Regions from separate parts of the Homo sapiens genome. Here region 2 is linked to region 1. A link is a loop called in an ENCODE intact Hi-C map of the cell type or tissue named here. Cell type or tissue: ascending aorta. All regions are shown on one strand. Links, peaks and the distances in the headings refer to the core of each region. The heading gives the core; the rest is flanking DNA.

The links. A loop is a pair of places that touch in the nucleus more often than their neighbours do. Peaks named below come from ENCODE experiments on the same cell type or tissue, not always from the same donor. Only the 100,000 strongest peaks of a DNase experiment are listed, where the experiment ranks them.
Region 2: a loop joins it to region 1, with 13 times the contacts of the local background. A loop is called at or near these places in 2 of 110 quality-filtered maps.

The regions. Positions count from the first base shown.
Region 1 is chr7:45,975,610-45,980,986 of GRCh38, forward strand. LOC102723446 (a long non-coding RNA gene) reads left to right here. Exons shown (of 4, transcript NR_187744.1): 2 at 2,741-2,859; 3 at 4,300-4,418. Among named protein-coding and RNA genes, the nearest start is that of IGFBP3, 57 kb to the left of the region's middle. RefSeq lists an enhancer at 2,018-3,217. In ascending aorta, for the core only: no CTCF peak of the experiment used is centred there; a DNase peak (open chromatin) is centred at 2,832; H3K27ac peaks cover 3,476 bases.
Region 2 is chr7:46,749,287-46,754,663 of GRCh38, forward strand. No RefSeq gene overlaps it. Among named protein-coding and RNA genes, the nearest start is that of SNORD151, 710 kb to the right of the region's middle. In ascending aorta, for the core only: no CTCF peak of the experiment used is centred there; DNase peaks (open chromatin) are centred at 2,905, 3,257 and 3,851; H3K27ac peaks cover 3,700 bases.

The sequences.
Region 1 (5,377 bases), core at 90-5,089:
CTGCTCTTGTGAGGGTGAGTCAATTCCCGTGAGAACTGACCCAGTCTTGTGAGAATGGCATTAACCCATTCATGAGGGTGAGTTCTCAAGACCCAAACACCTTCTGTTAGGTTCCACCTCCTATCACATGAACTTTTGGGGGACACACTCAAAATGTAGCAGTGTCCTTGTCCTCAGGCACCCCTCAGGTGGGGTGAAGGCTGGGCACAACAAAATTGATGTGAAGACTCATCCCAAATGAATGGGGCACCCTCTTCCCTACAGGAGTGTCCACATAGCAGCTCCAAGCACTCAGCTTCCAGGGCCAGCAAGCTGCACGGGCGGCACCACTGGGCTCCCGAGAGGGCTGGGGGCTGCCAATGACATTTGCACTTCCCTTCAAAGCACCGAGGCACCAAGACTTTGAGGATGATGCCCAGAGGGAGGGTTTGGATGAGGTCCAGGAAGAAAGAAAGCTGAAGCCTCTTTGGGCAGGTGAGGGAGATGGCAGGAGCTTGTGGTTTTAGAGGCTGTGTGAAGTGAGATTGGACACTCAGCTGGGTCAGCCCAGAGGCTGGGTCCTGAGGTTGGTCTCAGGGCAGCTCCGGGAGACTCCACGTGTCCCTTCTGCAGGATGCTTCCCTCTCCTCGAGGCCCATCAGTGTGGAGTGGAGCATCCACCAGGGCCCCCAAGAACTTGGCACTGAGGGCACTGGGAATGTTCAGCAGGGCAGTGCCCAGCCTCAGCATGACAGGCTCGATGGCCCCAGGAGGATGTTCCAGCACCTCCCCTGCCATCCTCACCAGGGCTGGGAGGTGGAGATAGGCACTGGTGCTGCCCATGCAGTGCCCTGGGTTCTACATCTGGATTTCCCAGCAGGATGGGGTTTCAGGAGTCCCCTTAGAGAACCAGCTAATTTAACCTTATTAATCAGATGGGAATCAAAGGTCCTGGGTGGGGAAGTGAAGAGCTGCATGCTACAGACACATGGAGGTGATAGGGGCTCCTCCATCCACCCGGGAAAGGGCTCTGGGTGGGAGCCCTTGCTCTGCCAACCTTGGGAGGGCTTCATCCATCTCCTGGACACTCCCAGGGCCTGAGGAATCCTTGACGTCCCCTCTAGGTGCAACCCATGTCCCTGTGTGCATCCCAGGGGTCATCCTCAAATACTACCGTGGTCTTGGTGTCCAGAATCTTCTTAGCAGGTGGGGCTCTCCTTTCTTCACCAGCCTGTTGGGATCAGCTCAGCCAGTCTGGTTAAAGGACAAGTGGCTCTGAGCTTTATTGTAGAACTTACTTTGTTTTCCTCATAACTTTCTCTTTCCATGTCTGCAGCTGCCATTGTGTGGGGCTCCTTGAGGATGGGGACCCCCTGTTCTCTCAGCTCCACTCCCCAGCATGAGTCATGGTCTCTCTAAAGACCCCCTGGCCTTAAAGCAAACATCACCAGGTGCACTCAGCAAGGCTGGTGTCATCTCTGGATTCTCTTCATAACGCTATGGGAACACAGGAAGATAAAGCTCAAAGTGGAGGGAAATTTTTGGTGGCTTTGGGTGTTGGAAGTGGTGCAGCTCCCCAGGACCCCAGCCCCTCAGCAAAGCCGCCCTCAGATACTGTGTATGGGCTGTAGCAAGTCTGTTGATTTCTCATGGGGTAACGCCCTCCTTGGATGTTACTCTTTGCAGTTTACATAATACTAGACACATATTATTTTCTTTTATCTTCATACAACCCTACATTTTCAGCATTCTGGGAATTAACCACAGGCCCCACTATCTGGTGCCCAGAAAGACATGGGACACCCTTGGAGAGGAGCACTTGGCCTCTTTGCTGTCCTCGGACTTAGTGCAGGGTGGTGGGTGCCGGGTGCGGTGGATGGGGCTGGGCAGCAATGATGGTGCCCTTTACTCTTCTCCATTTACCTCCAAGGTTCTTCATGGTCTATGACTCCAAGGTCTGAAATGATCTCATTTACCCCACATGATAGATGTGGCCCTTCCAGATGAGGAGTTCAACAAGACTACATGGTAGAGCAGCCAGAGAACCCACTGGAAATAAGGCTCAAAATAAGGAGTAACCACAAAATAAGGTGATTTATAAAGGTGCATTAACTTATTTCACTAGAGAGGCAGCATTTTATTGAGTAAAGAGCACTGGGTTTTTAATCTCAGAGTCAACTATACGGTTCTGCTGTCTGTCTAAAGATCTTGGTCAAGAGTGTCTCCTTTCTTCCCTTGTAAAGGGATGAATGGGAATCCCCACCTTAGAATCTCTATGACATTATGAAGCTGGAAGTAAATAAGGGACATAGACAACCTTTCAGAATCAGCAAGGGTTGTCCCAATAGGGTGTTGGCTACAAGAATTATTTCATGAAAGAATATCTCAGGGATCACAGTTGAGCTGAATCTGGATCATTCTTTTGACCTGTACTGAGGAAAAGACAGGGATTTGAGTGCATTTAGGGTGAGCTGGCATTTTTCACTTCTCACCTCTCCATGCAATGATGCTGTCTGCTGGCCCCAAAGGCACTGTATTTGCCATCTCTCACCAGAGCCTTGTCAGAGCCTGCTGCAGCCAGGGGCTGGGCATGCCTAAGAGCCGGGAGCCACTGTTCCCAAGTGGGCATTACAGGGTTAACTTGTGTCTGTGGCCAAGGCACAGAATCAAAGTAGGATGAGTCACCTCTTGTGCATTTCTTACTTCAGCCCTCCTGCCACTTTAGAAGTTTCTGATGTTTAATTTCCTCGTTTCATTCCAGAGACAGAGAATGCTGATTCACTATGCAGTGAAACATGCCTAACGTGTCAACAGCTAAATGCCCGGTGACAGTGTGGTTGTCTGGGCAACAGAAGAAGTCACCCACGCAAACACTTAAAGGTGAGCTGTGAGAGTTAAGCAAGCGGGAGCTTTTCACTGAGTGAACTCACGTCCACACAGGGTGCGTGTTCAGACTCACGGGGCAGCTCCAATTATGGGGAAGGTCGGAGAAATTCCAGGCTCCGAGGAGTCCAAGACAGCATTCCAGCTCATTCCTAATTTTATATTCAGGTTCCTTAAAACAAAAACTTCACTATGAGACATTCAAACCCTTTGCATGTTACAGTCTGCAAAGTTTGAAAAGCATTTCCTTCCTTAGTGTCTCTGAGTTGCCCTAAATACTTTCTTTCAACCAGCAGGATAGGGGACAGTAGGTTTTTGTGACTACTTAAGTCTTGGCAGCAAGAATGGGGCCCCAGAAGGCGCTAGTGTTTCTGGAACAACCGATATCAGGGCAGATGTCTTGTGCTTGGCCCCTTGGTGGGCCACTTGCCTGGAGTTATGGGACAGGGATGAGCATGTTCCTGCCCCTGAGGAGTTCATGGTCAGTAGGGGAGGCTGCATAGACAAAACTCAACCCCTGGACTATGGCTGTGGCCCTGGATGGCCCAGAGGCCCAAGAAAATATTGGGCAAGAGTACCTCTTTTCTTCCTCTGTAAAGGGAGTAATAGGAATTCACACACTACAGTCATTGTGACAGGATGCATGGGTGGGGGTGTGCAGGGGACTTGAAGAGGCCACTGCATCCCAACTTTCTCTTCTGCTGATTATTTCCTTTAAATAACTTCTTGTGGATATTGCTTATGAGCAGATGCCTTGCTAGGTGGGAAGGGGGATGGAAGTGAAAACACATAAATCATCATCTCTGTTTGTGGAACTCGAGGTCAGGTGTGGAGAGGGCTGAGCAGGTGAAACTGAGTCTCCAGGTTGGGGCATGAGCCAGGGGCTGAAAGGGGCTCTCCCTGTACTGGCAGGGAGGATTCTCTTCTTCCCTGCTCTGTGGTTGCATGTGGCCTGCCAACCGTTTCTCTGTCACACCATGATGCAGTCATGGGTTGTCCACCCATTGATCTCAGGCATCTGTGGTCCTCCTCAAGGGAGAACACATGTTGGGTCATCTTCGTCTCTGATCTTTGTCCCTGCTGTCCCTGATCATGCTGGAGGTCAGGAAGGAGCTAGGCTCACAGGTGTGCCCAGGTGTTTGGCAGGGCAAAGGCCTGGGCTGAGACTCTACAATCTTGGGCTTGAGTTTTCCCATCTGTAGGACAGGAGCAGGGCCAGCATCCTAGGTTTGTGGTGAGGACTGGTTGAGGGCCACACCAGGCTCCTGGATGTGGCCGGCTGACCAGGGCTGGGTGTCTCACTGGCTCGCAACAGGGAAGAACAGAAATTGAGAGTAAATCAATGTGAACTTTACAGCAATTAGGCAGAGTAATTTCATATCTGTTGAATCTAACAAAAAATGGGATTTGTGTTTTGTCTTCATTTCATTTTTCTAGGACCATACTTATTTTACAAGAGGAACAGTTTTCAATGGAATGGATATTAAAACACACACCTGGATCCCTTTACCACAGGTGCTTTGAGAGGCACCATCAAGGACAGTGAGCTAACGCAGGTAACTCAGGTAACAGGGCGGTGAGCTAATGCAGGTAACACAGGTGACAGAGTCATGGGCTAATACAGGTAACACAGGGTAGTGAGTTAACTCAAGTAATATAGCTAAGCCAGGTAACCCAGCTTACACAGCCAACACCTGGCAGTGGGCTAACACAGTTAACTCAGGTGCTCACCTCGGGCACATCCCCAAGGCCCCTCGTGAGGTGGTCTGATGGCTGTCTACATGTGCCCCTGGACATCTGTATCCTGATGCAGGGGAGCCTGGCAGGAGAGGGGACCCTCAGACTCTCCCTCAGCCACACAGGGCAGACATCCTCCACGTGGCTTCAGCTGCAGCTGTCAATTGAGTGGTGGGCAAGGCCATGCTCTGGATAGTCTACCTGGTCCTCGGTGAGGCCCAGCCCCACTGACAAGCATTTGGGGTCTGTTTAATTGCTCAGCCTGTCTGCTGCTATTTGTCACATGCTAGTATTGGTGTGGCAGCTTCTTCTCTGAGTTCTAGAGCAGGAAAGTCCTGGAGACGAGGCCACTGCCAATGGGGGACCCTGCAGCCTGGAAGGGAAGGTGCCTGTGTGGTCCAGCCCTAGTGGCAGAAACTTGGGTCTGCTCTGTGTGTTGCGTCTACAAGTGTGTCTGCTTGGCTCCTCACTGACAACAGGAGTCTAAGAGATTCCTAACAACTGACTAAACAACACAGAGTCTGAGCAAACGTTACAGAAATGGGGGAAATTGCAATGAAATTCTGGAAAAGGAAACAGGCACAACTGAGACAACATGGAACCTTGCTTCTGAAGGAAGGGGTGGGGTGCTGTCTGGAAAGTTCTAGAAGACAAAGCACTAGCAAAAGGCAAGAACATATTGTGAATGACTCAGGAGAGGGATTCTGCAATTTTTTTTATCCACTAGGACAATCCTGTACTGAAGAGAGTGGGGCTCTGGGCAAACCCTTCTCTCCCC
Region 2 (5,377 bases), core at 110-5,109, 770 kb after region 1:
GTATTTTACCTCCTTGAGTGAGAATACATCTGTCTCAAAGAAAAGAATCAAGTCTCATTAGGGAGATAGTGCTGGCCAAACCAATCAGAACCATCCTTTGGGAAAAGATGTTTTAGAACTGACTCTTCTTTGACCATCCCAATTTGAAATCTGTGTCTTTAGGGGCTTTTAACCACATTAAGTCATGACTGAGTGGTTAACTGTAGTGTCTTTGAGGCATAGGGATGGCAGGGATGAGGCAGGAGCCCTCCATCAGGAGTTTACATCTAGGGAAGACTTCTTTTCTTAATTGAACTACAAGAAGAACTCATATTTCTCATGCCTATTTTTCAACCCAAACATAAACAAATGGGAGAATATGGTGGGAGCAGGGTGTATCCCACACTCCACAGAGAAGGGTGAGGATCCAGTTGAGAAGGACATCCCTGCAGAAGGAACAGGAGACACCAACAAAAATGTGACGAGACTGTAAAGTCTCAATAAATATCCTGACTTTGCCCTCTCCCTCTGAGATGTAACAAGACTCTGTTGAAGTGGGAGTGTTAGGCCATTCTTGCTATAAATAAATACCTGAGACTGGGTAATTTATAAATAACAGGTTCAGTTGGCTCATAGTTCTGCAGGTTGTGTAGGAAGCATGGCACCGACATCTGGTCAGCTTCTGGGGAGGCCTCCAGGAGCTTATACTGATGGTGGAAGGCAAAGTAAGAGCAGGCATCGCTCACAGGGGAGGCACCACACTTTACAGCAATCAGATCTCATGGTAACTCACTCACTATCTGAGGACAGCACCAGACCATGAGGGATCACCCCCATGAGCCAAATACCTCCTACCGGGCCCCACCTCCAATACTGAGGATTATAATTCAACATGAGACTTGGGTGGGGACAAATACCAAACTGTATCAGTGGGTTTTCCTTCCTATGGTAAAAAAAAATCAGCTTCTTCTTATCCCCAGCTGTGGTGGTAATATTCTGGAAAGCCAGCCTTTAATAAGCGTGCAAAGGCTGTGTTTTTCCCTTGGTGGGTAGAGGCAAGGAAAGGAAAAAGACATGGGGCTAGCACACTGCCTGCCTGCTGTGGATCTGGAGCTAGCCTGGGCCCAGGGACCATGAGGGGAATGAGGACTATTTCTACCATAGAGGAGCATAAGGCCTTCTTAGGGAGAAAGATATGTAAACAACACTTAATGCAATGGAAGTCACATGAGAAAGGGGACTGTAGCTTGTGGAGGAGGCGAAGGAAGATTAGACAGACTGCAATTGGCCTCATTTTAGCAGATGAGGAGATAAAATAGGAGGGAAATAACAGTCTTTAGAGTGAAAGCAGAACTCTACAGAGCTGACACTAAGGCCTGCACCCTTCCCTGTGTCACATGGCATGAGACAAAACATTCATGCACGATGCAGTGGGGCATGGTCTGTGTTACTGTCGCCTGGCTCATGCTTTAAGACACAGACTCCTACTCCTGAGGAGGAATGTGTCCAAGGGAGTGCAGGGGCCCTGTGGAACAAGAGGAGGCTCGCTGGTCTCCCTTTGGCCTTGACTGATGTTGCTGAGAAGAGAGCCCCTTCACTCAGGCGTCTTCAGGGCTCCCGCAGCTGGGGCCTCGCTCTGTGTACTGTTCTGGAGATTGCTGAGGCTAAATATTACTGCAGCTGGGAACACTCAGGAAGCTTGTTCCCTTACAAATGGCAATCTTTACTCAGGTACCTGAGGAGCAAAATGGCAATCCGTGTAGCATAATGCAGAGAGAGTCCACAGGATTCTCCTGCTCTCTGGAATACCACCCCAGAACACGTCCTCCCTTGTGCTTTCTCCCATGCCCATCAGACTTGGCTGTGGGCACAAGGGAAGGAGGAGTCAGGATGGGAACCAGAGCTGTCATGGGAAGACAGCACAGGCCACGCAGCACCAGGTAAACTGGATAAATTGGAAGACGGTAGTGAATCTGCAGCCACACGATGAAGAGTTTTAAAGGGGATGAAAAGGAGACACAGGTGGAGCATATTTCCACTGAGCACAGAAAAAGAGAACAGTAATTTCCTTTACATGTCTATTTGGAAATCATTGAGTATTTATAATATATGAGAAAGAGGTTGGAATACACTCAAGAGTACATTAAAAAATATAAAACCTGATTCTTTTTTGCAAAGGATTTACAACCCCAATAATTAACCATGATGCATTGCATGTAAAATGCCAAAAAAGTGATACAAAATATTCTACAAAGGAGGAAGACGTGTTGAAATTTGTTAAGCATCTGTTAGAGCTGTCACTTAGTATGAGCAAGTTAATTTAATCTTTACGCAACCTTAGATTATAGGTGTAATGAATATTATTTTGCAGATTAGGTAATCATGTCCCAGAAATGTCAAGTAAGTTACCAATGTCACTCAGCTAGCCCGTGGAAGAGGTAGGCTTCCCACTCTCCCTAGAGCAATTGCTCTTTCTCTTGGAAAGAAAAGTCTCCTGCATCTAAGTCAAAGCACGGGAGTTAATCATGCAGCTGATTTTAGAATCACAGGCTCCCTAAGTCAGTGTGGGTCATCTGCTTAAGACCCTGGTCATCTAACAGAGAGACATCCACGCAGGAGTGAAGGCCATGGCCTACAGTAGATTTTGTAATGAGAAGTCACTCAAGCCTGAATGATGACAGAAATCACAGAGAGGAAATGGAATACACTGTTGAGATGCTAAGTCCCAAAGAGGTCAGTCATGCCTGGTGAAGTAAGTTTTGAGAGTGAATTGGTATGTGGGAAACATGTGGTGAAGACAAGGGGTTGAAAGCTGAGGCTTGAGTAAGGCCAAATGGATTCAGTGCTGAAGGCCCACATTTTGATTATGTTGGCTGTACAGCACCATGACTCAGTTATCTGTTTTTTTTTTTTTTAGATGGAGTCTCACTCTGTCGCCAGGCTGGAGGGCAGTGGCACGAGCTCAGCTCACTGCAACCTCCGCCTCCGGGTTCAAGCGATTCTCCTGTCTCAGCATCCTGAGTAGCTGGGACTACAGGCATGTGCCACCACGCCCAGCTAATTTTTGTGTTTTTAGTAGAGATGGGGGTTTCATCATGTTGGTCAGGATGGTCTCGATCTCTTGACCTCGTGATCCGCCTGCCTCGGCCTCCCCAAAGTGCTGGGATTACAGGTGTGAGCCACTGTGCCCAGCTGACTCAGTTATCTTTTTAAAGCACCTCTGCATGCTGGATCAACCTGTGAGATGCATCTGCAGAACATCTTGAACGTGCCTGACTCAGAGTCTCTTGGAAGATGTCCAATGCTGAAACCTTGCTTGATCCAAGGCAGCATGGTTCATATTCTTATATAGTATAATTATAATGATTATATTTTAAATTAAATTCATTTGGGATAAAAAAGGTAAACTAAAAGATATGTGTTGGGAGGTAATAAATCTCCAAATACATTGTTGTCCCTAGATTCAGTATTGAATAACTTTGATTTTATATGCTTTTAAAATGTACTGAAACCTCTTAATAATTGCTGGTTTTTCCAACGAGAGGCTTGATGTCAAAAATAAGCCGGGAATACCTAGTGTTCCAGCTCCATATTCTACCCTGCACATAAAAATAGGCTTTTGAAGTCCAGCAGAGCCAGGTAAAGGGAAAAGATGTTGCAAATAGACTCTCAAGTCATCTACTCTGACTCCACCAAAACCCACAAGTGAAGCAATGATTTATGATCTGACTCACAATTGAAGAGTCTGCACAGAAAGAAAAAAAAAACAAAAACAAATTAATAACCATAAAGAGGAAGTGCATATTTCCTACACTTCATTATTTTTTCTTTTTATCTACCATCCCATCAAGCCTGGCAGTGATCGAGCAGGGTGAAATCATTGTTTCTTTTTTATAAATCAACATGGGTAATGTTTGAGTGCAGAAAGATCTGGTATTTCACTATTTATGGGTGCATAGCTCTGTCTGTACTCACAGTTCCAACAGCACGTTCACTTACTTTTAACTTCTGACTCAAAGTAACCCTGCAGAATCTGTATTCTTATCCCACTTTGCAAATTAGGAAAATGAGCCTCACATTGGTTTACACACACGTGACAATGAAACAATTATTGCTTGGGTGAGAAGGGCAGTGAATGCTATAATACGATAGTTTCCAAAAATTTCCAAGTTGGAAGCTTCTGGGATAGGCAAACGAGACAAAGTAAATACATTTTCTTGTAGTTAGGATATAAGGTTCTGAAATCAGACAGTCTGGATTCAAAACCCAGTGCTGCTGCCTTACCCATTTTCTCTAAGTTCCAGTTTCTTCACCTGAAAAATAGGAATTGCGTAGTACCTTTAAAAATGTAGATATAATAATATGGCAAAATAATGGAAAGAATTATGTGAGGATAAAGCACAGGTGATAAAAAATTATTAAAGGAAATTTTACCTAGTATTTGATATTCTTTACACAGTTTAGTGATACAGAAATTATTTATTATTTCTCTTGTCAAGAGTGGGATTATAGATCAACAACTGGGAACACTAACTGTCCAGCAGAAGATGAAAAGTCAGAGTCCCTTGGGAGCCCTGACGCTACCAGAACTAACAGAGACAGGAGTGCTGATCAGATGTCAGAGACAGGAGTGCTGATCAGATGTCAGAATCTGGCCAGTGTAGTGAAACCATAAAAGATGCAGACATTTCCAAACACAAGCTGACACTGGGACCGAGAACCACCTCTTTCCTACAGCACCCAACCACTCTCCCAAGTCTGGGCATCAGACATTGCCATGGCTGGCTTCCCACCCAATCTTTAAGGTGCATTTCCATCTCTTCAGTTCAAATTAGCAGGAAATTCAAGAAGATGCTTGCAAGTCAAGGCAATGGATCCTTGGGGCAATGGGGACAGAGGAAGGGACTTGCATACGAGAGGCTAAACTGGGCTAAAAAGAAGAGTTCAAGAAGTGGATAGAGAGAATTTGGAAGTGGAGAAAAGAAGAGGTGACATGAGCAAAGGTACACAAGGCAGACTTTGACACCATGGTGCTGGCCTCACCGGGCCTCTATGGTGGTGTCCCCTCATAGGACTCAGGCAGGAAACATGACAGTGTAGGGAGAAAGACACAACAAACCCTTTTGTCTCCCCTCCTGCCTCTTGGGTTTCTCAGTGAAGATTCTGTTGGCAAGATAAAAAGGAATTACAACAATCAATCTTCTTTTGGTGTTTGTTTTTCTTCTCTCTCCTTTTGGGAGCATTGCTTTGTGTCTGGCTGTGAGTTCAGTCCACAGACACAGTAGGATTTTGAGTCATTCCCCTCAGGCTTTCATTCTGGCACTGGTAAATGCTACTCATGAGACAGTGGACCTTGCTTTTATCACCTTTAAAGGGAAATAACAATACATATCTCTTT